7 separate regions of the Homo sapiens genome follow, and all the other regions are linked to region 2. The links are chromatin loops, found by intact Hi-C in ENCODE. Cell type or tissue: B cell. All regions are shown on one strand. Region 1 holds the start of LEMD2 (LEM domain nuclear envelope protein 2). Region 2 holds the start of KIFC1 (kinesin family member C1). Region 3 overlaps BAK1 (BCL2 antagonist/killer 1). Region 4 has its middle 37 kb from the start of ZBTB9. Region 5 holds the start of WDR46 (WD repeat domain 46). Region 6 holds the start of ITPR3 (inositol 1,4,5-trisphosphate receptor type 3). Region 7 holds the start of HCG25 (HLA complex group 25).

Evidence for each region. A loop is a pair of places that touch in the nucleus more often than their neighbours do. Peaks named below come from ENCODE experiments on the same cell type or tissue, not always from the same donor. Only the 100,000 strongest peaks of a DNase experiment are listed, where the experiment ranks them.
Region 1: a loop joins it to region 2, with 12 times the contacts of the local background. A loop is called at or near these places in 3 of 110 quality-filtered maps.
Region 3: a loop joins it to region 2, with 22 times the contacts of the local background. A loop is called at or near these places in 18 of 110 quality-filtered maps.
Region 4: it touches region 2 in a loop (14-fold over the local background); 6 of 110 quality-filtered maps call a loop at or near these places.
Region 5: it touches region 2 in a loop (8-fold over the local background); 22 of 110 quality-filtered maps call a loop at or near these places.
Region 6: it touches region 2 in a loop (5-fold over the local background); 4 of 110 quality-filtered maps call a loop at or near these places.
Region 7: it touches region 2 in a loop (12-fold over the local background); 4 of 110 quality-filtered maps call a loop at or near these places.

What each region holds. Positions count from the first base shown.
Region 1 is chr6:33,786,957-33,790,956 of GRCh38, reverse strand. LEMD2 (LEM domain nuclear envelope protein 2) reads left to right here and starts at 1,827. Exons shown (of 9, transcript NM_181336.4): 1 at 1,827-2,576. The coding sequence starts at 1,841. LOC105375024 (a long non-coding RNA gene) reads right to left here and starts at 1,579. Exons shown (of 3, transcript XR_926707.3): 1 at 1-1,579. RefSeq lists enhancers at 1-401, 1,612-1,701, 2,314-2,863 and silencers at 1,792-2,171, 2,212-2,661. In B cell, no CTCF peak of the experiment used is centred here; DNase peaks (open chromatin) are centred at 1,756 and 2,656; H3K4me3 peaks cover 2,242 bases; H3K27ac peaks cover 2,678 bases.
Region 2 is chr6:33,389,498-33,393,497 of GRCh38, reverse strand. KIFC1 (kinesin family member C1) reads right to left here and starts at 1,675. Exons shown (of 11, transcript NM_002263.4): 1 at 1,501-1,675. The coding sequence starts at 1,512. In B cell, a CTCF peak has its summit at 2,105 (motif pointing left); DNase peaks (open chromatin) are centred at 624 and 1,917; H3K4me3 peaks cover 1,474 bases; H3K27ac peaks cover 1,634 bases.
Region 3 is chr6:33,569,083-33,573,082 of GRCh38, reverse strand. BAK1 (BCL2 antagonist/killer 1) reads left to right here. Exons shown (of 6, transcript NM_001188.4): 6 at 1-531. Among named protein-coding and RNA genes, the nearest start is that of BAK1, 9.2 kb to the left of the region's middle. RefSeq lists an enhancer at 1,377-1,666. In B cell, no CTCF peak of the experiment used is centred here; DNase peaks (open chromatin) are centred at 1,762 and 1,962; H3K4me3 peaks cover 1,599 bases; H3K27ac peaks cover 3,356 bases.
Region 4 is chr6:33,489,962-33,493,961 of GRCh38, reverse strand. No RefSeq gene overlaps it. Among named protein-coding and RNA genes, the nearest start is that of ZBTB9, 37 kb to the right of the region's middle. In B cell, no CTCF peak of the experiment used is centred here; a DNase peak (open chromatin) is centred at 1,661.
Region 5 is chr6:33,287,281-33,291,280 of GRCh38, reverse strand. It overlaps WDR46 (WD repeat domain 46), which reads left to right and starts at 2,042. Exons shown (of 15, transcript NM_005452.6): 1 at 2,042-2,179; 2 at 2,268-2,477; 3 at 2,587-2,667; 4 at 2,811-2,923; 5 at 3,046-3,133; 6 at 3,255-3,316; 7 at 3,563-3,667; 8 at 3,776-3,926. The coding sequence starts at 2,111. It overlaps PFDN6 (prefoldin subunit 6), which reads right to left and starts at 1,680. Exons shown (of 4, transcript NM_001185181.3): 1 at 1,361-1,680; 2 at 1,037-1,107; 3 at 831-955; 4 at 348-565. The coding sequence starts at 1,424. The coding sequence ends at 436. It overlaps MIR6873 (microRNA 6873), which reads left to right and starts at 3,992; the gene lies at 3,992-4,000. MIR6834 (microRNA 6834) reads right to left here and starts at 1,036; the gene lies at 956-1,036. RefSeq lists enhancers at 1,914-2,447, 2,982-3,515, 3,516-4,000. In B cell, no CTCF peak of the experiment used is centred here; a DNase peak (open chromatin) is centred at 1,880; H3K4me3 peaks cover 2,315 bases; H3K27ac peaks cover 2,447 bases.
Region 6 is chr6:33,618,881-33,622,880 of GRCh38, reverse strand. It overlaps ITPR3 (inositol 1,4,5-trisphosphate receptor type 3), which reads right to left and starts at 1,559. Exons shown (of 58, transcript NM_002224.4): 1 at 1,190-1,559. The coding sequence starts at 1,278. RefSeq lists enhancers at 1-85, 86-635 and silencers at 1,157-1,342, 1,222-1,371, 1,382-1,551, 1,602-1,721, 1,752-2,061. In B cell, no CTCF peak of the experiment used is centred here; DNase peaks (open chromatin) are centred at 950, 1,620 and 2,460; H3K4me3 peaks cover 2,616 bases; H3K27ac peaks cover 2,790 bases.
Region 7 is chr6:33,246,776-33,250,775 of GRCh38, reverse strand. VPS52 (VPS52 subunit of GARP complex) reads left to right here. Exons shown (of 20, transcript NM_022553.6): 20 at 1-498. HCG25 (HLA complex group 25) reads right to left here and starts at 1,240. Exons shown (of 5, transcript NR_044997.1): 1 at 1,121-1,240; 2 at 887-986; 3 at 65-160. It overlaps LOC105375022 (a long non-coding RNA gene), which reads left to right and starts at 3,903. Exons shown (of 2, transcript NR_187834.1): 1 at 3,903-4,000. In B cell, CTCF peaks have their summits at 2,109 and 2,310 (motif pointing right); DNase peaks (open chromatin) are centred at 115, 1,395 and 2,305; H3K4me3 peaks cover 2,345 bases; H3K27ac peaks cover 1,675 bases.

The DNA.
Region 1 (4,000 bases), 400 kb before region 2:
TGCCACCACTGGGGGTGGCTCCAGTTCAGTCCATATTTTTAAATCGCCCTGAGATCCATTGTTATAAAATAGACCATAACTCTGTGAAATGCTGTAACGATAACTTTGTTTAAGCATTAGTTTCAAGCCCTCTTAGAATACATGGGGCCAGTACTGATGCCGAAAGGCTCATTCTTTATATATTGAACCGCACAGCTGCAAGGAGTTGCACAAATGTTACCAACTCATTTGTCATGCAAACAGTGCTTCAGAAAGAAATAAAATACTATTATGTGGTATATGTGTTAGGCAATCACTATATCAAATTCATGGCATTCTGTGCAAACACATGCAGGGAAAAGGAAAACAACACTTGGTGAGAGAAATCACACCACATGGGAGCAGCTAAGTCAGGGGAGATGGGGAGGCTAACAGTGGAAGCTGACCAAGCCGAGGCTGTCATTTTCCCAGCAATTGTGGCCAGTGTTGAATACCCCTGAGGTGGAGCAAGTGGCAGGAATGCAAAACCCAGACAGAGGAGCATAGCATTGCCCAGGGTGTCAGGGAGGGGAGGGAATAAAGTGGGGAATGGGCAAGGGGGCTGTTGGGACAGATACGGGGCAGTTCCAGGGAGGAGGGGCCTGGGGGAAGGGGAGAATGGAATGGCAGGGGTAGAAATGGATGGAACCCATTGGGCCGGCAATAAATGTTTGGGAATGGGAGTTGAGGGATGTGGAAGGAAGATTATAAACTGGTTCTATTTCCAGTTGCCACATTCCCTTGCTTCCCTTAGGGGTTTCCTGCTAAGAGCCTTCATGTAACCAAATCACCTGCCCTGTGGGAGGCTCTACACAGCACTGACACTGCAAAGATGTGGGTTAAGTATAAACACGCATGAACGTGTGCCAGGCACTGTCCCAAGCACCTTAGCCAAACTACCTCTTCTAATCCTCACAGCAACTCTATTGAGGTTTACTGGCAAATAGGCTAACAATGTTAATTGAATATGATCACACATCTAATAGTTGTGAGTAGGGATTTGAAATCGAACTGTCTGGCTCCAAAGCCCACAACCTAAACCACCAGTGAGGCTGCAAGACCGTGTATCTCTGGAGTCTTCTCTCTCCCATGTCTCCTTGTAAAAATCCCATTACGCAGACACAGGCCCTCCGCAGAGAAGCCTCAACTGCCCATTCGAACCCAAGGGCATTTTGCTCCTCTGCCTCCACCATGGATGCTGCGTCTCCTCCAGGCTGGCGCTCCTTGGGGGCCAGTGTCTGTCCTAAGGCAGGGATCGCACCTACTTGGTGCTCAGTGTCGCCCAGTTAACAAGCCCGAAGTCGGGACAGGGTCTTGGAGCATGCCTGGAGTGTACTCTAAGACCCAAATAAAACCGGATCACACATCAGTCCCCAAGCCCAGAGAGGCAAATCATCCTGTCTCTCCATTCGTGGCAGTGGCTTCGTTCACCATTAAGCAATTCATCTATTAAATCAACGCTGACTTTACTGAACGCTTACCACCTGCCAGAGGCAGAGCTAGGGTTGGAGGACTCAGAGATTAATACCGCTTGATCTAACAAACAAAGGGAAGTGGGAGAGCGGAGAGAGAGAGAAAAACAAAACAAAACAAAACAAAACAAAAAATTTAATCCCCCTTGGACCTTCCCACCATGGCGGCTCTAAGAGCCACGTCAGACCGCCTCATCATGGCCGACCAAAGGCCAAGTGCAGACCTTCCCAACATGGCGACCGACCTTCCCATCATGGCGCGTGGCCCCGCCCGCTCCGCCGCGCCTGCGGGAGGGAGCAGTTCCGGGTGCGGTGCGCGCCAGGGGCGGGCGGGGGGCGGCGTCCTGGCCATGGCCGGCCTGTCGGACCTGGAACTGCGGCGGGAGCTGCAGGCCCTGGGCTTCCAGCCAGGACCCATCACCGACACCACCCGGGATGTCTACCGCAACAAGCTGCGCCGCCTGCGGGGCGAGGCCCGGCTGCGCGACGAGGAGCGGCTGCGGGAGGAGGCCCGGCCGCGGGGCGAGGAGCGGTTACGGGAAGAGGCCCGGTTACGCGAGGATGCGCCGCTGCGCGCCCGGCCCGCCGCGGCCTCTCCGCGGGCGGAGCCCTGGCTCTCCCAGCCGGCCTCGGGCTCGGCCTACGCGACCCCTGGGGCCTACGGTGATATCCGGCCCTCCGCGGCTTCCTGGGTAGGGAGCCGCGGCCTCGCCTATCCTGCCCGCCCGGCGCAACTCAGGCGCCGCGCCTCGGTCCGGGGCAGCTCCGAGGAGGACGAGGACGCCCGGACGCCCGACAGGGCCACGCAGGGCCCGGGTCTCGCGGCCCGCCGCTGGTGGGCAGCGTCTCCCGCCCCGGCGCGGCTGCCTTCCTCCCTCCTCGGTCCCGACCCGCGCCCGGGCCTGCGGGCGACTCGAGCGGGCCCTGCTGGCGCGGCGAGGGCCCGGCCTGAGGTGGGGCGCCGGCTGGAGCGCTGGCTCTCTCGGCTTCTGCTCTGGGCCAGCCTAGGGCTACTGCTCGTCTTCCTGGGCATCCTTTGGGTGAAGATGGGCAAGCCCTCAGCGCCGCAGGAGGCGGAGGACAACAGTACGTCCTGGGCCGGCGCAGGGGAGGGCCCTGGGCGCGCGTGTGTCCGCCGGAGGACCCCCCGTTCCTGTCGGCGCCAGGCCGCGCACTTCCGGCCTTGTCAGCTGCCTCTGACTGTCTTCTCATTTCCAGGCCTGCCTTCTTCCAGCTGTGGGAAGAGAGGGCCAAGGCTCCTGCATCTGCAATAATTTCTGCCTTCACTTTCTCCTGTTCTCCTTTTCTGCCCCAGCCCTCCCTTCTAACGTCTCCCTTTCAATCACAAGCTGTAGTCACTGCTCCTCCAACCTCTGGTTTTCTCCCTGGAGAGGAAGCCACACCCCCCTCTAACAGATTCACCCCATCCGTTTGGGTTCTTCCCTTTTGACCTCTGGCTTACACATTTAGTGCCTGTTTGAAGGCACTCCAGATTTCAGTGGCCCACAGATAGGATCTGGTTGGGGGTCCCACCTTTGTAGCACCAAAAAGTCCACTCTCCACTTCTTTGAATCACAGGGCCGCCGCTTTGTCAACAGGAGAATCTACCAGCCTTGCTTGCCAGACAGGTTAAACTGATCGCAACTGGAGGCCCTTATCATTGCTTGTAGCACCCTCATGGAGTGTGTTAAGAGAGAGACTACGACTCAAGGATGCTCACAGCCATCCTTCTGGCCACATTTAAGTTACATGGTTAGATATGCCAATGAGAGGTCTGCAGGATACAGTATGTATCCGGAATAGCTGAGGATTGTGTGTTTTCTGAAAGGAAACATAGAGATCATTTCATTATACATTTAGGTATAAAGGGCCACTGTAGTTCACCAACTTTTAATACTCTTTACAAAGCACGAATGTGACTAATACTGTTCCCAGCTTCCAGCCAAGGCCACATCCTTTCATGCCTAGCAGGAACTGCCAAAATACAGGAAAAAGCTAAAGTATGTCTTAGCTGGTGTGGCAGATGGATGTTTGGGAGTGTACAAGTCTGTGGGCAAGGGTATTAACAGACTCGTGTGCAAACACCCAAATGATTTCCCCACTATGAGAGCATTTATCAACTATGTGAATAGTTTGTCGACCTGCTAGAGAAATTAAGGAGACCTGGGAGTGTCATGGTACTATAACTACACTGGTGATGTCAAACAGTATCACACTGGTACTCACTGCTGAGATGCTTTAAGACAACAGCGCTAGAATGTATGCTGGTATTTACCTGGACTTCCCCTCCCATTACGGTGTTAATCTCTGTTTAACATATCATTGTTTACAAAACTCCTATATTTTGTTTTGTTTGGGCCTAACTCCCTGAGTTAAGCAGGGAAGGCCCATTTGATCCCGTTTTACAGACGAGGAGACAGAGGTTCAGAGTGGTTGAGTTGCCCAAGAAACTTGAGCTAATCATTTTCAGCTGGGACAAGGACCCAGCTATCGTAATTCCTAATCCAGGA
Region 2 (4,000 bases):
CTGCACTCCAGCCTGGGAACAGAGAAAGAGAACCTGTCTCAAAAAAAAAAAAAAAAAAAAAAAGGCAATGGTGCTATGGTTACGAAAATCTGGTGGACCCAACAAATCTTATCTCTCTGCTTAAAATCATCCAATGATTCCCCATCTCACTCAGAGTAAAAGTCCTCACAACGACCCCCACAAGGACAAACTGTGATCAGCAACCCCACTACCCATTACCTGACTTCCTTTCCCACAACTTTTCCCCTTGCTCACTTCATTCCAGCCACACTTCCCTCCTTACAACTCTTTAGGGACTCTGCTCTAGCAGATTCCCTCTGCCTGAAATGTTCTTCCCTCACTATCTGCTTGTCTGTCTCCCTCACTTCCTTCAAGTCTTTATTCAACTCATCTTTTCCATGGGGGTTACTGAGACCACCCTATTTAATACTCTAACCCGCCAGTTGGCCTCCCCTATGTCCTCAACCTTGAATTTCTCCTTTTCTCCACAGCACTTACGGCCTTCTGGCAGTTATATAATTCATTTATTACATTTATTGTCTGTATCCCCATAGAATGGCAGCTCCACGATGGCAACGATTTGTCCCTTGTTCACTGCTGCATCCTAAGTACCTACAACCACGCCTAGCATGTAGTAGGTGCTCAATAAATACTTGATTAATAGATCTGAGAAGGCTTTTACTACTTCTTACTGTCACATAATACTACTCTGCTCTCTGGTTGTCACGAGAGAAAGAATCTCTCTTAAGGCTGAATCCTAACTTCAGGGAAACCTGAACGTGAAATACTAGTAAACAAAGGATTCAGGCAGACCTTTCCTGGCACCAGAGATAAGTACACTCCAGCTGTCACACACATTCATCTCTCTTCACTGGAGACAGGAAGCTGCATATGGTTGTGGGGTGCAGCAGGGCACCATTTAAGAGAAAGAACTAAATCAATCAGTTTCATTGGGCAGGAATCTGCACAATTTGGGAAAGGAGAGAGAGAATGAGAAGTCTTTTGGCCCAGATTACCCTACTCTCCTTCTCCCTTTCCTACACTCCGAAGCAGCAGTGATAAGGAGAGGCGATTAACACAAAAGGACCTCAGCAAGGATGTGGCCTCAGACACCATGTCCCCAAAAGGAAGAAGTCATATCAGAACTCTCCCTTCTTACACACTGCAATCACACCCTGAGTAGGAATAAAGAAGTGGAAATGTGTCAGACGAGCCTGAGAATTCGAAATGAGAAATCTCGGAGACATGAAAGTTAAGGGAGGGGCTCCAGAAACTTGAAGCTAGGGGAGGGCAGACAGACGTGCCTTCCGACCTCCCCGGGTGCTCTAAGCCGTCTCCACTCCTGCCTCCGCCCCTTTCCACTTGTGCGGGGGCGCACGGACCTTCGCTCTCCCGGTAGACATGACAAAGGCCGACCGGGAGCCGGGGGCGCGACAGCATCGGAGCGGTCAGCCTTCGTCCCCATCCCCAGGGCAGGACACCTGCGCCGCCCCTACTCACCTGCGGATCCATGTCCACCTCGGTCCCACACGCGCCGGGGGAATGCAGTGGAAGAGAACTGGGTGCCGGGGATCCTGGGACTCGCGTTCTCTCGCCCGCTCGCGAAGCAGGGTAGAGAACTCGCACGGCTCCGGCCGCTACCAGCCCCGCGCCACACCCGCCACTTTTGAATTCCAACGGCCACCACCCACTCTCACCGCGCTCTGCACGCAGGGACCAATCGTCGCTGTCGCCACAGCCGAGGGCCAATCGCAGCGTTCTCCGCCACCCGAAGCCACACCCCGCCCGACAGGCGCCTTGTCTTTTCTGTTTCGCAGGCGCAGGAGAGGTAGGCGGATTAATTCCACTTCCGGTGCCACTTATGCTTCTCACCCCTCCCCTCCTCTAGCGGCAATAGTGCTGGACTTCCGCTCGGCTCCCCGCCGTCGCTCGCTACGTCAGAAAATGCGTGGACGTCGCCGCACGAACGCAACTGGCCAAGCGAAACTGGTGGCGGCCGGAGGAGAAGGGGCGGGGACGCTGGAGGAAAGAAATGACGCGTGCGCAAACGAGGACCCGTGCCGGGAGACAGGCGGGACTAGCGCCTCCTGGTGACTGCAGTAGGGAGCGCACTTGTTTTCCGTCGACGTGATTGAGGCTCCAGCGCTGCCTCTCCTGGTCGTGGTTGACTGGGCCCGGAAGTGGCTCCTGGAGCCCTCACGTGGATGTGAGTGGCCTGGTCTGTTCATTCCCTGGTAATGTTGCCATTTCTCACCAAATTTAGGAATTTTTGCGCTCCATTGAAGCCTGACAGTGGGGATTCAAAGCTCAGGAAAGAACTTTTCTTTATAGCCCTCTTCTCTCAGCCAGCCTACTTACCTGGGTGCTGTTACTGGTACTGGGCTCAGGGCCTTTGGAGTCTCGAGCTCGGGGAAGATTTACTGCTTCCATTTATGGAGTATTTTATGTTTTGCAGATTGTGCACCTGTATTATCTCGTCTTTTAATCACGAAAATTCACTGAGTTCCTACATTGTGCCACATTCTTTGTAGAGATGGATGGAGACAGGTTCAGAAAGATTACACAATAAGGTCACACTGCTGGTTAGGAATGGATCTAGATTCCATTAGCTTCAAAATCCAAGCTATTTCTGTTAACTCACGTTGCCTCTAACAGTCTCGGTGACAAGAGCAACCCCTTACGTGTGAATAGGGTGCTAGTTTGCAAAGTCGTTCTACCATATTTACTCATCCGAGTTTCCATCCAATCCTGGAGGTAGTCAGGACAGGGTTTTATTTATGAAACCGAAAGGCAGGGGCCTCAAGCATATGTTCGGGGATTTGGTGTGCAGTTGGAAATTGGCAGGTCTGACACCCGCGCTGCCGTCTTCTATCCATTGCTTTAACTTGGCTTCAAACAAGCTTGTAGAGAGAAGCAGATTGTGGGGAGACACACTGTCTGAAAACCATGTTGCCATCCCCCCAACCTTTGATATCCTGGGAAAACTCCAAAAAGCAAGAGCTTGAAGAGAACACAGTAAAAAGAAAAGGAAGAAACTAGAGAAAACCAACAATGGAAGGTAAAGGGGGATAACTGAGAAGGGAGACCTGAGAAGAAACATATAGCAAAAGATATTTATCAAATTAAAAAAAAATTTAAATGGAATGGAGAAATATAGACCCATTAGCAGATTAAAGGGGGAAAATGTATTCATCTCAATTGATGCAGCAAAGTCACTCAAAATATTCAACACCCGTTGATATTTTTTTTAAAACTCCAGAAGCTGATAAAGGACATCTTCAAAAATTTCGCAAAACACATCACCATAATGGGGAAATGTTGAAAGCGTTCCTTTCAAGATGGGGAACAAGGCAAGGATGCCTGCTCTCAATAATCCTCATCAATAAAACAATGGAAGTTGTAGCCAGTCCAATAAGCAACAAATATATAAGGACTACAAGAAACATTAATGTTAATATTCGCAGATGAAATTATTGCATGTGCAGCATCCCTAAAATAAAATTCAGATAGAATTGATAAATAAGTTTAGCAAGGTTGATGGATAAAAAATCAGTAAGAGGAAAAAATCAATTTTCAAAATCAATTGCATTTCCGTCTTCAGCAACACTAGTTACAAAGTGTAACTGTAAAAATTACACTATTTGGTGGCCGGGCGCGTTGGCTCATACCTGTAATCCTAGCACTTTGGGAGGCCGAGGCGGGCGGATCACGAGGTCAGGAGATCGAGACCATCCTGGCTAACATGGTGAAAAACTCTCTGTACTAAAAATACAAAAAAAATTAGCCGGGCGTGGTGGCGGGCGCCTGTAGTCCCAGCTACTCAGGAGGCTGAGGCAGGAGAATGGCGTGAACCCGGCAGGCGGAGCTTGCAGTGAGCGGAGATCGCGCCACTGCACTACAGCCTGGAAGACAGAGCGAGACTCCATCTCAAAAAAAAAAAAAAAAAAAAAAAACCAAAAAAGTTAGCCAGGCGTGGTGGCGGCCGCCTGTAATCCCAGCT
Region 3 (4,000 bases), 180 kb before region 2:
CCCAAGGTCCTCTCAGTTCTCTCCCTTCCTCTCTCCTTATAGACACTTGCTCCCAACCCATTCACTACAGGTGAAGGCTCTCACCCCCATCCCTGGGGGCCTTGGGTGAGTGGCCTGCTAAGGCTCCTCCTTGCCCAGACTACAGGGCTTAGGACTTGGTTTGTTATATCAGGGAAAAGGAGTAGGGAGTTCATCTGGAGGGTTCTAAGTGGGAGAAGGACTATCAACACCACTAGGAATCCCAGAGGTGGGATCCTCCCTCATGGCTCTGGCACAGTGTAATCCAGGGGTGTAGATGGGGGAACTGTGAATACTTGAACTCTGTTCCCCCACCCTCCATGCTCCTCACCTGTCTAGGTCTCCTCAGGGTGGGGGGTGACAGTGCCTTCTCTATTGGGCACAGCCTAGGGTCTTGGGGGTCAGGGGGGAGAAGTTCTTGATTCAGCCAAATGCAGGGAGGGGAGGCAGATGGAGCCCATAGGCCACCCCCTATCCTCTGAGTGTTTGGAAATAAACTGTGCAATCCCCTCACCCTGACTTAGTTTTTGTATTCTCTGCTACCCCTCTTTCCATCAGGCCAGACTGTGGGAACCTGGGCACGCCTGGCATACATCTGGCTTATTACTGAATAAAACCTCACACTAGGCCTCTAGAATCCCATAGAGGCCTGAGTATGGTTCTGCAGCCCCCACTCCGATGGAAGGCGTTCGCCCCTCCCCATGAACTTCTCTCATCTCGTTGGGTTTCATGCAGTTTCCACCCTTTAGGAAGTCTGGGAGGTCCTTTAGCTACAGAGCTGGTGGAGCAGCTGCACATATCTGAGGACCCCCACAGGCTACCTCTGACCTGGGCTGAATTCTTCTCCCACCCTGGGGCTACCACCCACGCTGGTCCAAAAGGCCCTTCTCCCCCACATTTAGCTCTGCCTGGGACACAATGTCCCAGCTCCCCCTTCCTGATGTCTCCACAGTCAGCACACACGCAGGGCTTTCATTCTAGTTTTATGCTGCTTGGGAGTCCCTATGGGTACCCAGCCAGGGGTGATAAAAATAACAAGCATGGGGGCGTTTAAATGTTCCAAAATCTACAGTCTTTCCAGTCCTGGGCACCCTGGTCTGTGTTTCTGACGCCCTTCCAAAAGGGTCACATGCAAGTCCAAGAGAACTCGTGAGTTTCACCTTCACCCTCCTGGGGTGGGCTTGCCAAGCCCCTTTTCCCTCCACAAGGTCTTCAGAGTCTAGTACAGACGCGATCTTGGAAAAGGGAAAAGGCGGCGCTGCAGGCAGTGGTGGCTGGAAGGTGGTTGCTACAAGGCACCCCGCAGTGTACAGGAAAAGCTCACAGACAACATTTATAGAACACATACTGTGTGCCAGGCTTTATGCTGAGAGTTCATCATCTGCCCAAATAATAGGTAGGAGACGGGGGTGGGGGTACTCAAACTACTATTTACAGATAAGGAAACGGGTGCTTTCTCAGAGTCACCCAAGGAGTGAGGACTTGCCACCAGGAAACTGGCTCGAGTTTTACGTGGAGGCCGGAGAGCAATGTGGGGCTCGCGAGCACAGGTTTAAGAGGCCCAGAGTGCGGGGTCGCCTCCCTCCCGGAGCGATGCCATAGAGGTTAGAAGTGGGCGGCTGCCCGAGTCCAAGATGGCCGCCGCCGCGAGCACGCAAGCGTGCCCTTCCTTGGGCGGGGCCTTTGGGGCGCACCCACTCCAGCCTCTGGGCTTTGAACAGCATGCGGCATTGAGCGGCGAACAGATCGTTGCATCGCTGGAAGAAAGGCGGGTGGGCTGTGGTTAGCCTACTCGTCTAAGGAGCTGCAACGCTAACCGGAAAGGCATGGGTGGGGCAGCCCAAAAAGTTTTGGCCTGCACCGCCCCCCAACGCCCTCTATTCCGCTGCCAGGATATTCTGAAACCAGGGGGCGAGAAGTTAGGTCGGACACAGTCAGCCAGGGGCTGCGAGGATAACGGGAGTGTAGGGGCTCTGTGGGTATTAGGGAAGAGAAACCAAAAAAACTCATTTCTACTCAAACTGTGCGCTGCTTCTGAGATTGTGGCTTGGTTTCCACCAAATACGTCTGGGTTCGTCACAGTCTGTGATGTCACTGAGCTGGGGCAGCCCGGCCAGGGAAAGGAGCGGTGTGCAGCTGTCACCTGCTTAGTTCTGCAGTTTCAGTATGAATACCCGCCCTTCCTTGCACACAACAGCCTCACATTCTCCCCACCCCCACCCTGCCGTTTTACCTTCACGTATTTATTTTTACCTCCTCTGAAGAGTATATTTTAGAGAGTCACCGAGTGTCCATCCAAACCCTTTCATTTGAAAAAATCCTTCCTTAGCCTAAAATCACTCAGTATATTGAACAAGTTATTATGACATAGTCACCTGAATGCATTAAAATAAATTTACATGTATTCATTAAACTTAAACCACCATATCCACTAGTTTTTTTTGTTTTTGTTTTGTTTTTTCACCCGTGACAAAAATGTACCCCTCCTGCTCCAGTTGTATGCACTTCAGATGTAGAGGCCCCATTTTGTAAGATGCTTGTAAAATGTGGATTTAATTTTTTTTTTTTTTTTGAGACAGAGTCTCGCTCTGTCACCTAGGTTGGATGGAGTGCAGTGGCACAATCTCGGCTCACTACAACCTCCGCCTCCCGGGTTCAAGCGATTCTCCTGCCTTAGCCTCCCGAGTAGCTGAGACTACAGGCACGCGCCACCATGCCCGGCTAATTTTTTTTGTTGTTGTTGTATTTTTAGTAGAGACGGCGTTTCACCATTCTGGCCAGGCTGGTCTCGAACTCCTGACCTCATGATCTGCCCACCTTGGCCTCCCAAAGTTCTAGGATTACAGGCGTGAGCCACAGTGCGAGGCCCAAATGTGGATTTAATTCTATCTGAGCTGAACAGATAAGGATAATCATGATTTCGTGTGTGTGTGTGCGTGCGTGCATGCGTGTGTATGTGTGCGTGCATGCATGCGTGTGTGTGTGTGTGGAGAGAGAGAAAGAGAAGGGAGTTATTGAAGGTTGCTGGAGGTGCCCAAAGGTCAGGAACCAGAATCAGCAAAACCCAGCTTCTCCTGGGGTGTGTTGAGCTGTTGCTGGACACGTTAAAGGTGAACACTGGACTCCTGGGATATAAAAGTAAGACGTGAGAGGACAGGGGATTCAGTTCACTAGAAAATAATACAACAGGCTGGGCGCAGTGGCTCATGCCTGAATCCCAGCACTTTGGGAGGCCAAGGTGGGCAGATCATGAGGTCAGGAGTTCGAGATCGGCCTGACCAACATCGAGAAACCCTGTCTCTACTAAAAATACAAAAAATTAGCCGGGCATGGTGGTGCATGCCTCTAATTCCAGCTACTGTGGAGGCTGAGGCAGGAGAATCGCTTGAACTCGGGAGGCAGAGGTTGCAGTGAGCTGAGATAGTGCCATTGCACTCTAGCCTGGGCAACAAGAGTGAAACTCTGTCTCAAAAAAAAAAGAGAGAGAACAAAAAGTAATGATTTGGCCTACTGAAGCAGATCCCTGGCATATTTTATGAGTGATCCAATGAAGGGGCACCCCGCCCCCATTACCAAGATCAGGTGATGGACTAACAGGCAAAAACTGGACTTTTCTAGGAAAGGCCACTTCATAGCTGAAGAGACTGAAACCATACAACCTCCCTTTACCTGGAGTATGGGATTTGGCAATGGACGTGGGCAGGCACCAAATGGATGCATGTGAGAGTGTGAACGTGCGTGTGGCTAAGTGTGTATGTGGCATCTGGTGAGTAACATGTGAGTGGGCATGGGTTGTTGGAATCAAAGTATGAATCAATACATCTCTTAGCTCCATTTATCTCAACTCTTCCTTTGCAATCTTGGAATCATTCCTGGTGTCCAATGTCACAATTTTTTCCAAACAGCTTTGGCTAAGGACACACTGAAGGCTCCACTGAACCTTGAGGTGAACCTACTTTGTGAAGTTCATGGCACAGACTTT
Region 4 (4,000 bases), 100 kb before region 2:
GCTGGGATTACAGGTGTGAGCCACTATGCCCAGCCAGAATGCTTAGAAGATGAAGGTGTTCCCTCCCTCCCTTTCTTTTTTTTTCCTTTTTCTTTCTTTCTTTTTCTTTTTCTTTCTTTCTTTTCTTTCTTTTCTTTCTTTTCCTTCTTTCTTTCTTTTCCTTCTTTCTTTCTTTCTCTTTCTTTCTTTCTTTCTTTCTTTCTTTCTTTCTTTCTTTCTTTCTTTCTTTCTTTCTTTCTTTCTTTCTTTCTTTCTTTCTCTCCTTCCTTCTTTCTTTCTTTCTTTCTTTTTGAGGCAGAATCTCGCTCTCTCACCCAGGCTGGAGTGCAGTGGTGCGATCTCGGCTCATTGCAACCTCTGCCTCCCGGGTTCAAGCGACCTTCTGCCTCAGCCTCCTGAGTAGCTGGGATTACAGGTGCATGCCACCACACCCAGCTAATTTTTGTATTTTAGTAGAGACGGGGTTTCACCATGTTGGCCAGGATGGTCTCGATCTCCTGAAATCGTGATCCACCTGCCTTGGCCTCACAAAGTGCTGGGATTATAGGCATGAGCCACTGCGCCTGGCTTCAGGTGTTTTCTTATAGCAGTGTTACGAGGTCCTGCAAGATCTTCAAGGGAACCTAGCCTCCTATTCAAGCAAAGGTTCTGAATCAGTGAACCAACTTCACTCTGAATCAGTGAACCAACTTAAGCCTGGAAACTGAGTGAGAGGCCACCATTCACCATTGTTATGACTCAAATCAATGCCTGACTCAAATCAGGTATTTGGCTGCTGGACATAGAGTTTTCCTATTATATAGATCAGTTAAGATCTCTGTAGGCCAAAGTGTTTTGATTGCTGAAACATTTCTGATGCCCTTTATGGTTGATGTGCCCACCTTGTCTTTGTTGGTTAAGTGCTTCAACTTGGCCTCTGCTACAATGCAATACCGTCATCCCCACTGAAATTAGGGGGCCCATCTTAAAGTTGGAACCACCTACAGCCTGGCCTAACAAAGGGAATAACCACAGAACTTGTCAAAGACACAGGTGCTCCCCTGACAAATGTATTTTTTAATGCCTTGGTAAAGGGAGTATCTTCTTGGGTCTTCACATAGAATATAGTTAGGGAATAAGTCACACATGATCAATCCACTCCAACATTGCCATCTCCCGGTGCTCTTGGATTTCTTCTTTCACGACACACCAGCAAAGCTCTGGCGTCTTAACCTCATTAAATTAGACCTCATGAAACTTGAATTTTGAGTTCAAGTTTCAGTCAATCAACAAAATAAGCAGTTAGATTCACCTTTATCTACACAAGCTAATACTTTACATTCAGAATTCTAGTAAGCACACTCACGTAAAAGGATTTGGCCTGATATTGTGTTATATTTTGCCCTCTGATCTACCAACCTCAGAATCCATTCCTATGTATAGTCACCAGATTACTACTAATATATGTTAGCAAGGCCCTGCAATCCTTTTCGTGCCTAAGCTGTCTCCTCCTGGGTCTTAAGTCCTCCTGTCCCTCTGGAGCATGCTAAGACTTTGTGGGTCTGGTGGCCACAGGGTATGGCTATGGTGGGTCTAGTGGAGAATGAGCATCCCTATTCAAGGCGTCTGCCTCAAGCAAGGTTGTCACAAGGATTTCAAGCAGAACAAAGGTAACGTCCTCAGACACCAGAGGGCAACCTACTTCTGCTGGTCAGGGGACTCAGAACGACCCCCTGATAATCTTGGATCTCAAGACTATGGGCTTCATTTGGATGTCTCAATTCATTTGAGTTGTCTCAGTTCATTTGAGATGTCTTGATTACAAGGTTCAGGATCCCATTCTTTCCTTATCAGTGCCCTAACTTTCACATTAAAAACTTGGCAAGACTGTGAACTGAAATGTCATTATTATTCAGCAACCTGCACAATTAAATTTTATTTTTGGTCTTCAGCAATATCAGCCCTGGATCTACAAGAAAGATTCCTAAAAATAATTTTTTTTAGAGACAAGATCTCGCTATGCTGCCCAAGCTGGTCTTAAACTCCTGGCCTCAAGCAATGCTCCTGCCTCAGCCTCCCGAGTTGCTGGGATTATAGGCATGAGTCACGTTCCCGGCAAGGTTCTTTTTAGGGTCATCATGGAAGCTTTCTGGTTCTCACTTCAAGACTTGAACTGAAAGGTAACAGACAGGAGCTTGTCATTTTTTCTCTTATGAGCTCCCAAGTACGCTGGAAAGAACTGTCCCACACCTTAGAGCTTATAGTCATTATTACTGTCATAATGGTGCAGGGTAGCAGCCATATGGGCTCCTGAGGCATGTGCTTCCTTCCGTTGGCACTCTATAAAAATCAACCACAGATGATGGCTTGACTAGTTGTGACGCCATTGCACGCCCATTTCTCATGGACAAGGAGGTTAGTACTGTGCTCAAGCCCAAGGACACAAACAAACCAATGCCCACATCTCACGTTTATCAGTCTATTCCTGGGACCACTCCTGGGACTGAATTTTTTTTTTTTTTATGAAGTTTTTGCTTTTTGTCACCCAGCCTAGAGTGCAATGGCACGATCTGGGCTCACTGCAACCTCCGCCTCCCAGGTTCCAGTGATTCTCCTGCCTCAGCCTCCCAAGTAGCTGGGATTACAGGTGTGTGCCACCACGCCCTGCTAATTTTTATATTTTTAGTAGAGATGGGGTTTCGCCATGTTGGTCAGGCTAGTGTCGAACTCCTGACCTCCAGTGATCCACCCACCTCGGCCTCCCAAAGTGCTGGGATTACAGGTGTGAGCCACCGCACCCGGCCAGGACCGATTTTTTATCAGTCTGTGTCCAATTAGTAGACAGAAACCATCCAGTAACTTAAACAGAGTGGCTTAATATAAAGAATTACTAAATGATGACAGGATGGTAACTATAAAGATGTGAAAAAAGCTCTAAAGGGTATTGTGGAGTGGAGGGAGAATACTACCAAGGCCCTGGTTGAGACCTTATTGGAGAAGCTGCGGCTGCAGTCCACTGGATGGCGGAAAGGTCTGCCACATGCCCAGGCCAGAGCTAGTCAGCAATCAGCAGGCAAGCAGGAAACAACCCCCAGGGTGCCAGGGGAATGAGGCTGATGGACAGGCCTGCATGGAGAGCTTGGCTGCTTGGAGCACGTGGTGTCCACATCAGGAGGGTTGCGAGGTGAGCTGAGGCCAGTGGACAGGCATGCAGAGACAGTGAGGGCACCACTACGGCTGTGCGGTCTGGAGTGTGCTAAATCTGCATTGGCAGCAGCAAGGTGGTCTCTGGGCCCACACTGGGGCCTCATGGTAGCTTATTTATAGTGTGCAGCTGAGGGGCTGCATTCCCATTCTTGGTGCACACAGCTTGAACAGAGCACTCGTAGATAGTCCCCACCATCGGCATACACTCATTGCTGTTAGACAATGGAAGAGGAGCAATAAAAGCAAAATGCAGCACACTGGAACTAGGAAGAGAAGCTCCCTTCCTTCTACAGTATCCCTCCTGTGCCCTCTACTGAAAAAGCTCAACATCACGCTCCTTGCAAAGGAGAAATGCTTACATAGTCCAGTCTTTAACAGTGCTTTGATAGGGCCAGGTGCAGTGACTCATACCTGTAGTCCCAGCTGCTTCAGAGGCTGAGGCAGGAGGATCACTTGAGCCCAGGAATTAAACACCAGCCTGGACAACATAGTGAGAGCCCATCTAAAAAAAAAAATCCTGTCGTAGTGGCATTCTGGCTGTCACATCTTTCCTGAGTTTGTGGCTGGTTAGCTTCAATCTGTCATTTTCTTCATTCAGCATATCAATGGCACTTAACAGCAACCTAATAAGGTATAAGATATACAGATTAGAAAGGAAAAAATAAAACTGACATCATTCATAGACGACATAGAAAATCCAAAAGAGTTCACAAAAACTGTTAAAATTAAGAAGTAAATTTAGCATAATCTTTAAAACAATTTTTTAATTTTTAATTTTTTTTTTTGAGACAGAATTTTGCTCTTGTTGCCCAGG
Region 5 (4,000 bases), 100 kb after region 2:
GATGCCAGGGCTGTTGGCAAGGAGGGTAACCACATTTCATCCTGGGGCCTCAGGTTAGAGAACTGTGTATTCTTTTTCAATTAAACCGACATTCCTAGCAATATGGTATGTTGCAAATGCCCTTCCAAAAGAATCATGCCAACCAAGATGAGGGAGAGTTAAGGGTTGTATATACAGGCAAGAAGTAGGTTTGAAGACATTTAGGATTTCACTTTCAAGAAAGAACACTGTGCCACAAAGAGATTCCAAGTGCAAGAGTTTGAACCTGAGGGGGTAATACAGGTGGTGTGTGTTAAGGTGGAAGGGGCTGTGGGGATATGACAGAAGTGCCTGGTCAGGAAACAGAGCCAGGTGTTTTTACATTTTATTAGCTACAGTATAGATCCTAGAGCTGCCTCATTCCCTCCCCTCCCCTCCCCTCCCCCCACCATGGGGTCAGGCCTTGCCAGGAGCCCCTGCCTTTGCTGCCTGGGCCCGCTGGAACTCCTGCTGCAGCTGAGCAAGGGTCTCCCTCTGTTGCTCTGACTGCCGCTCAAGATCCCGAAGCTGGGATTCGTATCGCTTACTAAGGAGAGACAAGGGAGACAAGCAGAAAGGGAGAAATTAGTAGGACTCACTATGGAGAGTGCTAAACGCAAGAAAGAGATAGGTGGAAAACTTGAGATCCAGGGGAGGGAGAAGAAGGGGGGTTAAAAGGGAAGGAAAGGGTTGGAGGAACTGGAGGACTAGGGGCCACTATGGAGAGCTGTTCTGCAATGGTTCAACACCTCTACTCCAATGGTTCACTTGCATCACAGGGTGCAGCACACGGTGGTGGAATAAAAACTCACATTTCAGCTGTGATATAGTCCAGCCTCTTCCCTACTGTGGCCCGAGCCTCCCCCAGCTCCTGTTTGACTAGCACCGGACCCAGAAGTTTAAAGACCACGTTGGACCCATCCAGCAGGGCCAGTTCCTGATGGAGGGATGGGACATATGTGATCAGAACCATGGCTAGTACAGGTCCCTCCTCGCCCCACAAATCCCAGTCCCTCACCTCTTTCACGATATTATTTTCTGTTAGTTGTGCTTCAAGTTTCTGCCTCCCCGACATGGATTTACTTAAGTCTGGGGATGAGAGGAAAGGCAATTTAGAAACATCAAATGTGCCACCTATCCCCACAATCCTAGTCAGGTGGATATGGATCTGAGGAAGCAGAAAAGGATGGGGGCAGCGGGTGAGTGAACAGGGAAGAGTACTGAGACTGAGGCGGGGAAGTCTCTGCACGCGAGGGCCCAGATGGGGCAACAAACCTTATCTCGGTAATGGCTTTGGGTTGTAAGTGCATTGGGCGAGACCATACCGACCCTGTTCCCTTACCCTTCTGTAGCTGTTGATATTTCTCCACTTCTCCCTGTAGCTTCTTCTGGATCAGCTCCGCCATGGCGGGGATGAAAGCCTACTGGGTGCGAGACAAGGGCGCTGGGTCTCACTCTCTGGAAGGTACCTGAGCTCCCTTTTCTGATCTGGCCTGCGGAAATGATAGCACTCTTGAGAGGTAGCCCTGAGGGGCACCGCAACCTCCCCCCCGTCCCGGATATCGACTCCACCCTGTCCCCAGGAGATGGTGGGCGAAACGCAAGACCCCAAGCCTCTCAACCGAAATCCTAACCTACTCACGTTCTTCCTTCAGTAGTAATAAACCCGGAAGTAAACAAGGAATGCTGGGAAAAGACTGTGCCGGAAGTTTCTTTCTGACCCTTGATGGGAAGTGTAGTTCTGACATGTTTAGGGAGTGGAGTTCTGCTAAAAAGACTAGACTAGGACATTTTTAGGCAAGATGGGGAAACTAATCCAGAAAAAGAAACCGCACCGCTACTTAGCCCCTGGCTCCGGACCTGCCTTTCTTTTTTAAATCACTCTTGCATAAGCTGCCGCTCGCGATAAGGTGCCAAAAACTGTTCCGCCCCTCTAAGGAGAGCGTGCCCTCACTCAAGATGGCACCTAGAGAGCTTCATACCTGGTACGCTGCTGATTGGATGAAGGACAGAGGGCTTCCGGGAGTTTTCAAGCCGACTGTGTGGCAGCTGAGAGGAGTTTTGCACGTGGATCGCCGTTCGGGTGGGCGAGATGGAGACAGCCCCCAAGCCGGGCAAGGATGTCCCGCCCAAGAAAGACAAACTTCAGACCAAGAGAAAGGTAGAGGCCTCCCTGGGTGGGAAACGAAGTTTTTAGCTGTGGGGTCGGGGGGCGGGGCGTGAGTGCGGAGTTCCTGATGTGCCTGTAGAAACCGCGGCGATACTGGGAGGAAGAGACCGTTCCGACCACAGCCGGAGCCTCTCCAGGGCCTCCTCGTAACAAGAAGAATCGGGAGCTCCGTCCTCAGAGACCAAAAAATGCTTACATCTTAAAGAAGTCTCGGATCTCTAAGAAGCCTCAGGTCCCGAAGAAACCCCGAGAATGGAAGAACCCGGAGTCCCAGCGCGGCTTGTCCGGGGTGAGCGTGGGACCTGATGGGTGGCGAGGCAGGCCGCCTCGTTCCTTGAGAGTGAGAGGGTTGGGGTCAATCCAAGGCTGTCTGCTAATTGCGTCCTCCTTTCCCCTAGACCCAAGATCCATTCCCAGGCCCCGCCCCCGTCCCTGTGGAAGTGGTCCAGAAGTTCTGTCGCATTGACAAATCCCGAAAGGTGAGGTCCAGCCGGAGAGTTGGGAAGTGCTGGAGGCAGGGAGTGTCTGGGTGAGTTGGATGGAGGCTGGGACAGGTAGCTCTCCTGTGACCCCACTTATCCTGTGGTTCTTCTGCCACTCCTCCCCACCAACAATGTTACAGCTACCACATTCTAAAGCCAAAACTCGAAGCCGACTTGAGGTGGCTGAAGCTGAGGAAGAGGAAACAAGTATCAAAGCTGCTCGTTCTGAGCTGCTGCTTGCTGAAGAACCTGGGTGAGTGAGCCCTAATCTGGACCCCCATTCCCTGCCTTTTGGGACTGTCTTTTCTCGTTTTTATGTTGGTATACTTGCTTCATATTGGGAAGCTTTACTGCCATCCTAACCCTTGCTTTCAGGTTTCTGGAAGGGGAGGATGGGGAAGACACAGCAAAGATATGCCAGGCTGACATTGTGGAGGCTGTGGACATTGCAAGTGCAGCCAAGGTGAGCCTGAGGAGGTAAAGGAGCCAAGGGATTGATTGGTGGTGCAGGACAATAGAGGAATGGGGGCTAGAAGAAGGCGTTACTGCAGGGCACTCTTTTTTTTCACTCTTCTCTTTCCCAGCACTTTGACTTGAATCTGCGGCAGTTTGGACCCTACAGACTAAACTACTCTCGAACTGGAAGGTAAGGTTGAATTCTAGTGACTCTTGAACTAAGATGTGTTTCCTTAACCACTTCAGCCATTCCCAGTGTATGTTTGGGTTGCTGATGAGGGGAGGGTCCTTCGATTTGCTTGGGTGTGAGGGTAAGCACCTACAGCAACATGTGTCTGCCCGCCTGGAGAGATGGGGCTGGCGTGGGGCAGACCTCAAGTTGTCTGAGTCGGTGGTCCCCTGCCTTAACACCCTGCCTGCCCCTCACCTCCAACAGACACCTGGCTTTTGGAGGGCGCCGAGGTCATGTGGCTGCCCTTGATTGGGTAACAAAGAAGCTTATGTGCGAGATCAACGTCATGGAGGCGGTGCGGGACATCCGGTCAGTGGCCTCACTGTCAGCGGTCAGTTGGGGTGAGATAGTCCATTCCTGATTGAATGATAGCCTGTGACCTCATTTCCCAATTGAACCACTCTTCCTCTCCCCCAGGTTTCTCCATTCTGAGGCACTGCTTGCTGTTGCTCAGAACCGCTGGCTCCACATCTATGACAATCAGGGCATTGAGCTCCACTGTATCCGCCGCTGTGACCGAGTAACACGGCTTGAGTTCCTGCCCTTCCACTTCCTCCTGGCTACAGCTGTGAGTGGCCATGGAGCTCAGGAACTGGTTGGAAGCCCTTGGGATGACCACCTCTCCTTTAGGACCCCAGCAGA
Region 6 (4,000 bases), 230 kb before region 2:
CCCTGCTTGGCAGAGCCAGCCCTCCAATCCCACAATCCATTCCCTTTACACCAAGATGAAAGCTAAACTCCCAGCAACCCTGGGAGAGACCAGTGACCCCTCACCTCCCAGGCTTGGGGTGAGCCGGGCCCTGTCCAGCATCAGTCCTGAGCTGAGGGTGCCAGGTTGTCCTCCAAGGCCATCAGAAAGAAGGCACCACGCGGCTGGCTGGTCCCACTCAGTGGATCAGCAGAGGAGGGTGGGTGTACCCTAGAGGACAGCCATGTGTGGTTGGGAGGATGAGACAATTTAACCCAGGCCCCCAGACTGTAAACGGGACAAAGATAGCCGACCCTGCCCTGGGGTCTGGCTGGAGAAACCACCTACGCTCCCATCCAGCGAATCACATCCAGCTGCTCCTCTGAAGATAAACCCATCCTCTCTACCTAATTTCTCTCCTGCCCTCTCCCTGCTACAGGCCTGGCCCTCTCCAGGGACGTGAACTGATTCCCTGTTCATCCAGCCCAGACCCTGGGAGGTGGCGGCCAGAATTAATTAATGTTTGTGAAGTGCTGGAGAGAAGCTAGAACCAAGGACCCAAGGGCGCCAGATGACCGGCGCAGGAAATTGAATGGGAGAGGCGGGGAGAAGGGGCAGCTGGCCAGGACCTTGAAGCCTGGAAGGGGAGGGCTGAGAAGACACTCCTACTGAAGCTGGGAAGAACAGGGAGAGAGCTGTGAGGAGAAGGTGCGACCCCTCAAAGGCACCACGGGATCGGTAATAGAGGATTACGGGCTCCAAGCTGAGCCTGCCCACTCCCGACAGCTCCGCCCTACCCTCAGAGCCGGGCACGTCTCGGCCCGGCTGCCCTTCCCCAACTCAGCCTCCAGCCACCCACCTGCCCGCCCCCGGGACCACCTGCAAAGGAAGCCTCCGTCCCTCCGCCCCCTCCAAAGGCGTGCGCGGGAGGGTAGAGGCTGCGCCGCCGAGGGAGGCTCCTCCTGCCAACTCCAGTAGGGAGCCCGAGTCCTACCTGAGCAAACACTTCACTTCCTTTCTGTAAAAGAAGGAGGCGAGCCGTTCCCGCTCCTTGAGACTAGGGGGACGTCCAGGCCTCTATCGGGGGGCGGCGGCTGGACGCACGCAGCTGGCACCAGGGCCCACGGCGCCCCCTCTTTACCCGCGCCCCTCTCGAGCTCGGCTCACTCACCCCAAAGTGCTGATGAAGCCATTGACGGAGCCCTCGGCGTACAGGGAGACGATGTCCCCGATGTGAAGAAAGCTGGACATTTCACTCATGGCTGCGGCCCTCCGGGGCCCAGGGCGTGGGGGGCGCCTAGGGGCGCGTGGCCAAGCTCAGTGCGGAGGACTGAGGCGTCCGGGGAGCGGGGAGGGGTACGCTCCCACCTCGGATCCCGACGCTCGGTGCGGCCGGGGCGGGCTGGCGGCCACGGGAGCCAGGAGGCGGCTCGGCGGGGCCCGGGGTCCGGGTGAGGAGGTGCCCACGTCTTGGCGCGCCCGCCGCCCGCCCGCCCCGCCCGGCCCGCGCGTACCTGCAGCGTAGAAGGAGCAGGAAGTCTGGGGCCACCACACACATGCAAATCCCGCCCGGGAGGCGGGGAGGCCACACCCCGCCCCCCCTCCCCCCGCAGCTCGCCCGCCGGCACCCATGTGCACCCGCCTGCCTTCCCGCGCCCCGCGCTCCTCGCGCGTCCGGGGCCCGGCCTCCCGGACGCCGAATGCGCCGCCAGCCCTCCTGATCTCCAGAGGCGTCCTGCAAGGCACCGGGTCTAGGGGGCTCTCGGAGCTGCCATCCCTGGGAGGCCCAGGCGTAGTGGGGAGCTCTCCGCCCTCGGGGTTCCCGGACTATCTGCACCCGGGCCCTCGGCTGGCTAAGAGCCAGTGCAGGCGCCCGCGGAAGGGGGAGTCCAGCTCTCCGGCGGGCGTCACCCCGGAGCCGCTCGCGGAGGGCGCGCCCTGGAGCGCCCTGGCCGCGGCCGCCCTGCGGCCACCGCGCGGTCTCCGCGCCCAGCTGAGAGCAGGCTGGCGCCCAGAGGCGCGCTCATCCCTTTGCAGAGCAAATTCGGGATTCATTTTTCTCAACGTGAAAAGCCTTTTCATTGCACAATAGAAAGTGCTCAGGCTTGGAGGGGAAATGAAGCAATGGGGTGGGTTTTGTTTTTTTTCTCTCCGCATTCCTGTGTACAAAGAGATCCAACTTCCGAATCAGTTCAGCCGCTCCCTCTCCAGGAGTTGGCTCCAAAACTCTTGGCTCCTTCCGTCTTTCCTTTCAAAAAAAAAAAAAAAGCAGGGATGAAAATTACCTTCGCTAGTTGACAGAGCACCCAAGCGCTAACGATGCCAAGTCTGGGTGCCGGCCCCCTGGGAGTGACCCGCTGCGGCAGCGCCGCCAGGCTCTGGCTCCCGAAGTCCTGCCCTCAAATTCGCGTCCCGGGCTCGCTTACTTTCTGTTCTGTTCCCCGGTGCTTGGGTGTTTGCTTCCTAGTCCTTTATTTGAACGCCTAAGATAGGGTGCCCATTGCCACCGCCATCCGATCACTTTTGCTCCCTTCGGACCCCCCAACCCCACTTCCTGAGTTGTGGGGGGGCGTTTGTCCCTGGGAGAGAGGGAGGAGGGGACTCGGTGACTGAAGCAGGAAGAAGAGAGGCTAGGGGAGGGGTGGAGACAGCTAAAAGCAAAGAGACAGCTGCTGACCCTGGGAGGAGAAGAGCCCCAGGCAGTGGTTTTTTTGTTGTTGTTGTTGTTTTGTTTGTTTGTTTGTTTGTTTGTTTTACGAAGACCCCCAGGAACGATGTGGGAGGGAAGGACACCTCCAGGATCGCTAAGTACCGTGTTTTACAGTTTTGTTTTGTTTTTTCACCATGGCAAACAGTAACAAGTTTTACAGCAGACCAGTCCACACCTTCGTCTATATATAAGCAAAACAATAGATCACCAAACAATACTTACTTTTATGACCTTTGATGCATGCTGATATTTTCTATTCTATTTCAGTTGTGTTCTTGTTGTTGCTTTAATGCTGATTGTAACCCACTGAACTGGTTTTTTTTAATGTCCCAAATGGGTTGCAAACTGCAGTTTAAAAAACCTCATCCAGTCCACTGTGCCAAAAAGAGATGACCAAAGCCCAGAGAAGGAACACCACCCATCAAGGGCACACGGCAGGTTCCTGGCAACTGGAGGCAGAAGCCAACCAAGCCTCTGATTTTTAGCCGGGTATTCTCCTATTACCCCACACCAACTGAGCCACAGCGATGGGTCACTGGAACCTCACTGAGAAGGGGCAGCCCCTGGGACAGTTTCACTTGCTCCCAGGAGTCAGGCCTCCTGTATCATCCCCAAAAGTTAGAAGGGAAAAATATGCCTTCATTCCATAAGCATTTATTGAAGGCCTGTGATGTCAGGCCTCTGCTGGGCACCAGGCTCTGATCAAGCTGTCAGCCTGGGCCCAATTGCCTTTTTCCCTTCCCCAGACCGTGAGGATGAAGAGGGACAAGTTGAAAACTTGCCTCCAGTGGCCACACTCAGAACTTGTGCCACAGCCACACCCAGGAATCCACCTCCTTCCTCCCCTGACATCCATATAGATGGTTCCATAACTCAGCCGAGGTGTAGCAGCCAGGAATGGAGGTCACTCCACTTTGGGTCTCTCTGGACTAAAGCACATGGCCTTGTTTCTCCCCACCCCTCCCCATCCTAGGAATACTTAGAGCCTCTGTCTCTCCACCAACCAGGAGGTCTCAGAGGTGAGGGCTCTGGGCCCCTGTCACCTGCTTCTTCCAAATCAGCTCCACTGTAAGCTATTTTATATACCTGCGTTCTGAGTTAGAATTTGTTTCAAGAAAGTTTCTGTTGGTTAAACAACAACAACAAAGACCAAAGTTTAAGAAACAGATGGTACAGCTCCAATGAGTTCCCTCCCCTGCTTCCTGCTTGAAGCCTTCCTATGCCTCCTCACTGCCCACAGAAGTCTACAGACCTGAGCCCAGCACACTGGAC
Region 7 (4,000 bases), 140 kb after region 2:
CTTCTTCACCTGGGGTACCCCTTCCAGTTTTCCCCTTGCTTCCCAGGCCCTTGACATGGCTTACCTGCCTTCACTCCCAGCACCTTGCCCAACAGGATAAGCTGGATCCCCTTGGCCTTCTGAATATCCCAGTGTCTTCAGGTTTCCCAAGACCACTTCCCTGTGGGCTTCCAAAATGGCCTTTATCATTTCTCCAGTCTGTCACCCTCCTTTCCTGCTCCCATACACCCAAGGCTTGTTTCTTCCCCTGTAAAAACCACTGCCTCAATCTCTGGTTCACTCAACTAGTCACCATGTCCTGAGGCATGAAGCCTCCTCAGCTCTTGGAATTGCTGGCAAGGGGTGACTGCCTCTGAGTCATTGTGTTTTTCAAAGTGATTTCTTTTCTGTAGCTTTTTGACCTAAGATCTCAGCAATTTGAACACTAACCTCTCCCCTCCTGGCTCAAGAATTACTCCGAAGTCAGTCTGCAGAAAATAAATATTTAGTATGACATGACACTTATCCCATTTCCTTTCTCCTTCCTCCTGAAGGTTTTTCAGGTGGCCCCATCTCTAGAATGACCTTTCCTTTCTGACTACTTCCTGGGCTTACATCCCTTCTGGTGGGTGTAACCTCTAACCTCTAGCTACTCCCAGGCCATTGGAGGAAGGTGGCCCCTGGCTAAAATAGCAGATGCTGCAAGGGATGAGAACCAGGCCGCGCAGCCCCAGACACTGTCCCAAGGGCTCCCTTGGGACAAGCCCAAGCTGACTCTGGAATCCCTCCTCCGTAGCAGCTCCATAGCTCCTCTGGTTGTGGCTGTGACAGCCCCTTGCTCGGGGGCTGCAGCACCCAACCCACACCCACACCGTTGGGGCAGGGCTAGACCAGGCGAAATTCGTACCATCCGTTTGTTTGACTTGGAGCCTTCCTGCTGTCCTCGCCTATACGCCTCGTTTGAACTTAGGCTCTAGACTGGAGAGACACGGGGACCCCTTTAAGGCCTAAGAAGAGAGGCGCAGTTAAGGAAAAATGTTACGTTTCCTGTGTCCTCCACCCCTACGGCCTAAACATTCCCTCCCCAGGTCCCTGGAGAGTGGTGGAAAGCGGTTCCTCCCCGCTTAGGCCCTTCGGATGCAGGTCTAGCCCGTCGGCAACGGGAGGTGTCCTGAGTGGGTCTGTGACTGCCGAGCACACCCGCCGCGGAGCGGAGGCTGCTGCTTCCTGAGGCTGAGAGTGGATCCGGCTCCGGGCTCTCCTAATTGGCGGACGCTGGGGGGCGGCGTGGTAAGGCAGAACGGAGCGGCATCTCAGCTCTCGCCTTTTCAGGGTTCCGCCCCATATCCGAGAGCCGCTCTCTAATTGGCTTGGGAAACCGTATCTCAGCGCTTTGGCCTAGCGACTTTGAACGTGTTTGCGCCTGAGACCGAAGTGCAGAAGAGGGCGAGCGCAGGAGGAGAGGCTTGGTGAATCAGCGATTCCTGATTGGCCAGGCGTGCCTTGAGGGCGGGGCCAGAACTGCGTCCTTAACTGACCTCGCCCTTGCCCAGATCACCGCCTCCGCGTTGCTCCGGGTTTACCCCGCCTGACTCGCTGCGCTATGCGTTCCCTCACGCCTGCCGGATGCCAGGCGGCGATGTGCCAGGCTCTGAGGGGCCGCGAGCTCACCCCAGACGCCGGCCCCGGGAATCCTCTGCTCCTCCACTTTCCCTTCCCGCTACTGGTTTCTTGCCCACCCACTCCCAGGTGTCACTCTTGGGACATCCAGATGTTCTGACATTTGACCTGACTCCAGCCTCAGCGCGAGGACGGGAGAAGGGCCAAGGGTATGAGATTTTGGACAGGAGAGGCATTGGCTACTCTGACAAAGAGCGTGGATTCCCAAAGAAAGGGTCCCCAGATACCCCGCAGGGGAGACTGTCGAGACAGGCGACTTTAGCCAACTAATGCTCGCACGCGAGGAGGGCTGTGCAGGCAGGCACCACGGTTCTTCACAGCCTTCCTTCTTTCCTTCCCCTGTCCGTCGCAGAACCCAAATCCTCAGAGCTGATCGAGAAGCGCGTGTTGTTGCAGAAGTCACTGAGGGGCAGACCTGGAATGTGAGCCGTGGGGCGAAGGGACAGCTCTGGAGACTCGTGATTCCGGAACCCGGTGGGCATTCAAGTGATACTGGAGCACGCAGTTTTCGGGGACATTAAGCTCGCCCCAGGGGTCCACAGGAACCCTCTGACCCAACGGTCTCTCTGGACAGGATGATCCAGAACAGACGGTGAAGAGACAAAACAGCGTGAAAGGGAGCGGCGATACCTAAACTGACCTCCGGAGGGCAGCATGATCAAGGGAAGGAGCTGTTCTCGCTCCGCTCAAACCCCCGCGCAGCCTCTGCAGCTTACTCCTGCTTCGGAAGGCGGCGAGGTTCCACCCCCACCACCCCGGTCCCCGCCGCCCTCTTCGCGCTGAAGCTGCGGAGGGTCTTTTTCTTCAGCCCCCAAATCCTCTGCTCTGTGGCTTAAGATTCCCAGGCTTAAACCCATAACTGCTAGGGTCATCACTCCTCAAACTTCTCCCTCACTTGTTTTGCTGATGACGGACACAGGGGCCTCACAGACTCAGAAGCATCTGGAGTCATTTCGAAGGACAGAACTGTGGCAATATCCTCTTTCCCCCTCCTAATCTCTGAGAACAGTGTCTGTATATGGCACGGGGGTCCCTAGTGTCATATAGAAGGACTCGGAGATGTCCTCATGGGCTGTAACGGCCCCCGGTGCTATTCAGGGATCTCTGTTCTTTAAAGAAATATCATTTCCCCTTATTTCTCTACCTTTGTGCCCTCACCTCGCCCTGAATTGTTTCTTAAACTGGGCTTTCTGGGAAACGTTTACTTCGTGTTCAACAGCAAAGTCTCGGCATAAGGCGAGGGCGGCAGGGGGTGGGGGGCGGGCGTTTGCTCGCCTTGGCATTAATTTCAGAGCTGCTGAACGTGGACAAAAGAGAGGGAACATCCTCCTTTCTTCCATTCCTGTAAATATGGACCCACCCACCCTCCACTTAAGATGGGTGGCTTTTCTGATTTTAAGATATCAAGCAGCCTGGCGAGGTGGCTGACACCTGGGATCCCAGAACTTTGGGAAGCCGAGGCGGGAAGATCCCTTAAGGCCAGGAGTTCTAGACCAGCCTGGCCAATATGGCGAAAACCCATCTCTACTAAAAATACAAAAATTAGCCTGGCGTGGTGGTGCCTGCCTATAATCCCAGCTACTAGGGTGGCTGAGTCAGGAGAGTCGCTTGAACCTGGGAGGCGGAGGTTGTAATGAGCCGAGATGGCCACTGCACTCCAGCCTGGGTGACAGTGAGACTCTGTCTCAAAAATAATAATAATAATAATAATAAAAAGATATAAATTGGCTGGGCTTTAAAATAAAGTAGTCAGAGGCCCAGGGTGGTGACTCATGCCTGTAATCCTTTTGGAAGGCAGAGGCCAGAGGATCTTGAGCACAGGAGTTTGAGACTAGCCTGGGCAACATAGGGAGACCCATCTCTACCAAAAAAAAAAAAAAAAAAAAGCAAAAAGCCAAGCATGGTGGCCCATGCCTGTGGTCCCAGCTAGTTGTGAGGCTGAGGCAGGAGGATTGCTTGAGAACAGGAGTTAGAGATTGCAGTGAGCTATGATTGCACTACTGCACTCCAGCCTGGGTGACAGAGTGAGACCCTATCTCTTTTTAAAAAATTAAAAAACAAAGTAGATTTAGTGTGAAGATTCAAGGAAAGAAAGAGAAAGCAAGACAAAACTTTAAGGAGAGGAGAATCGAAATTGGCTGACTTCACCCTGGACATAATGGACACAGCTATTCATGTTACGTACTAGCGTTAACAAAGTGTTTTCAGAAGCAGTTGTCATTAAACCAACACATTTATTGAAGCTCTTCTCTGTGTTCTGTGATAGGCACTGCGGATTCAGCAGAGACTAAATCAAAGTCCTTGATCTCGGAGAGCACATATTTCATCTAATTGAATTCAC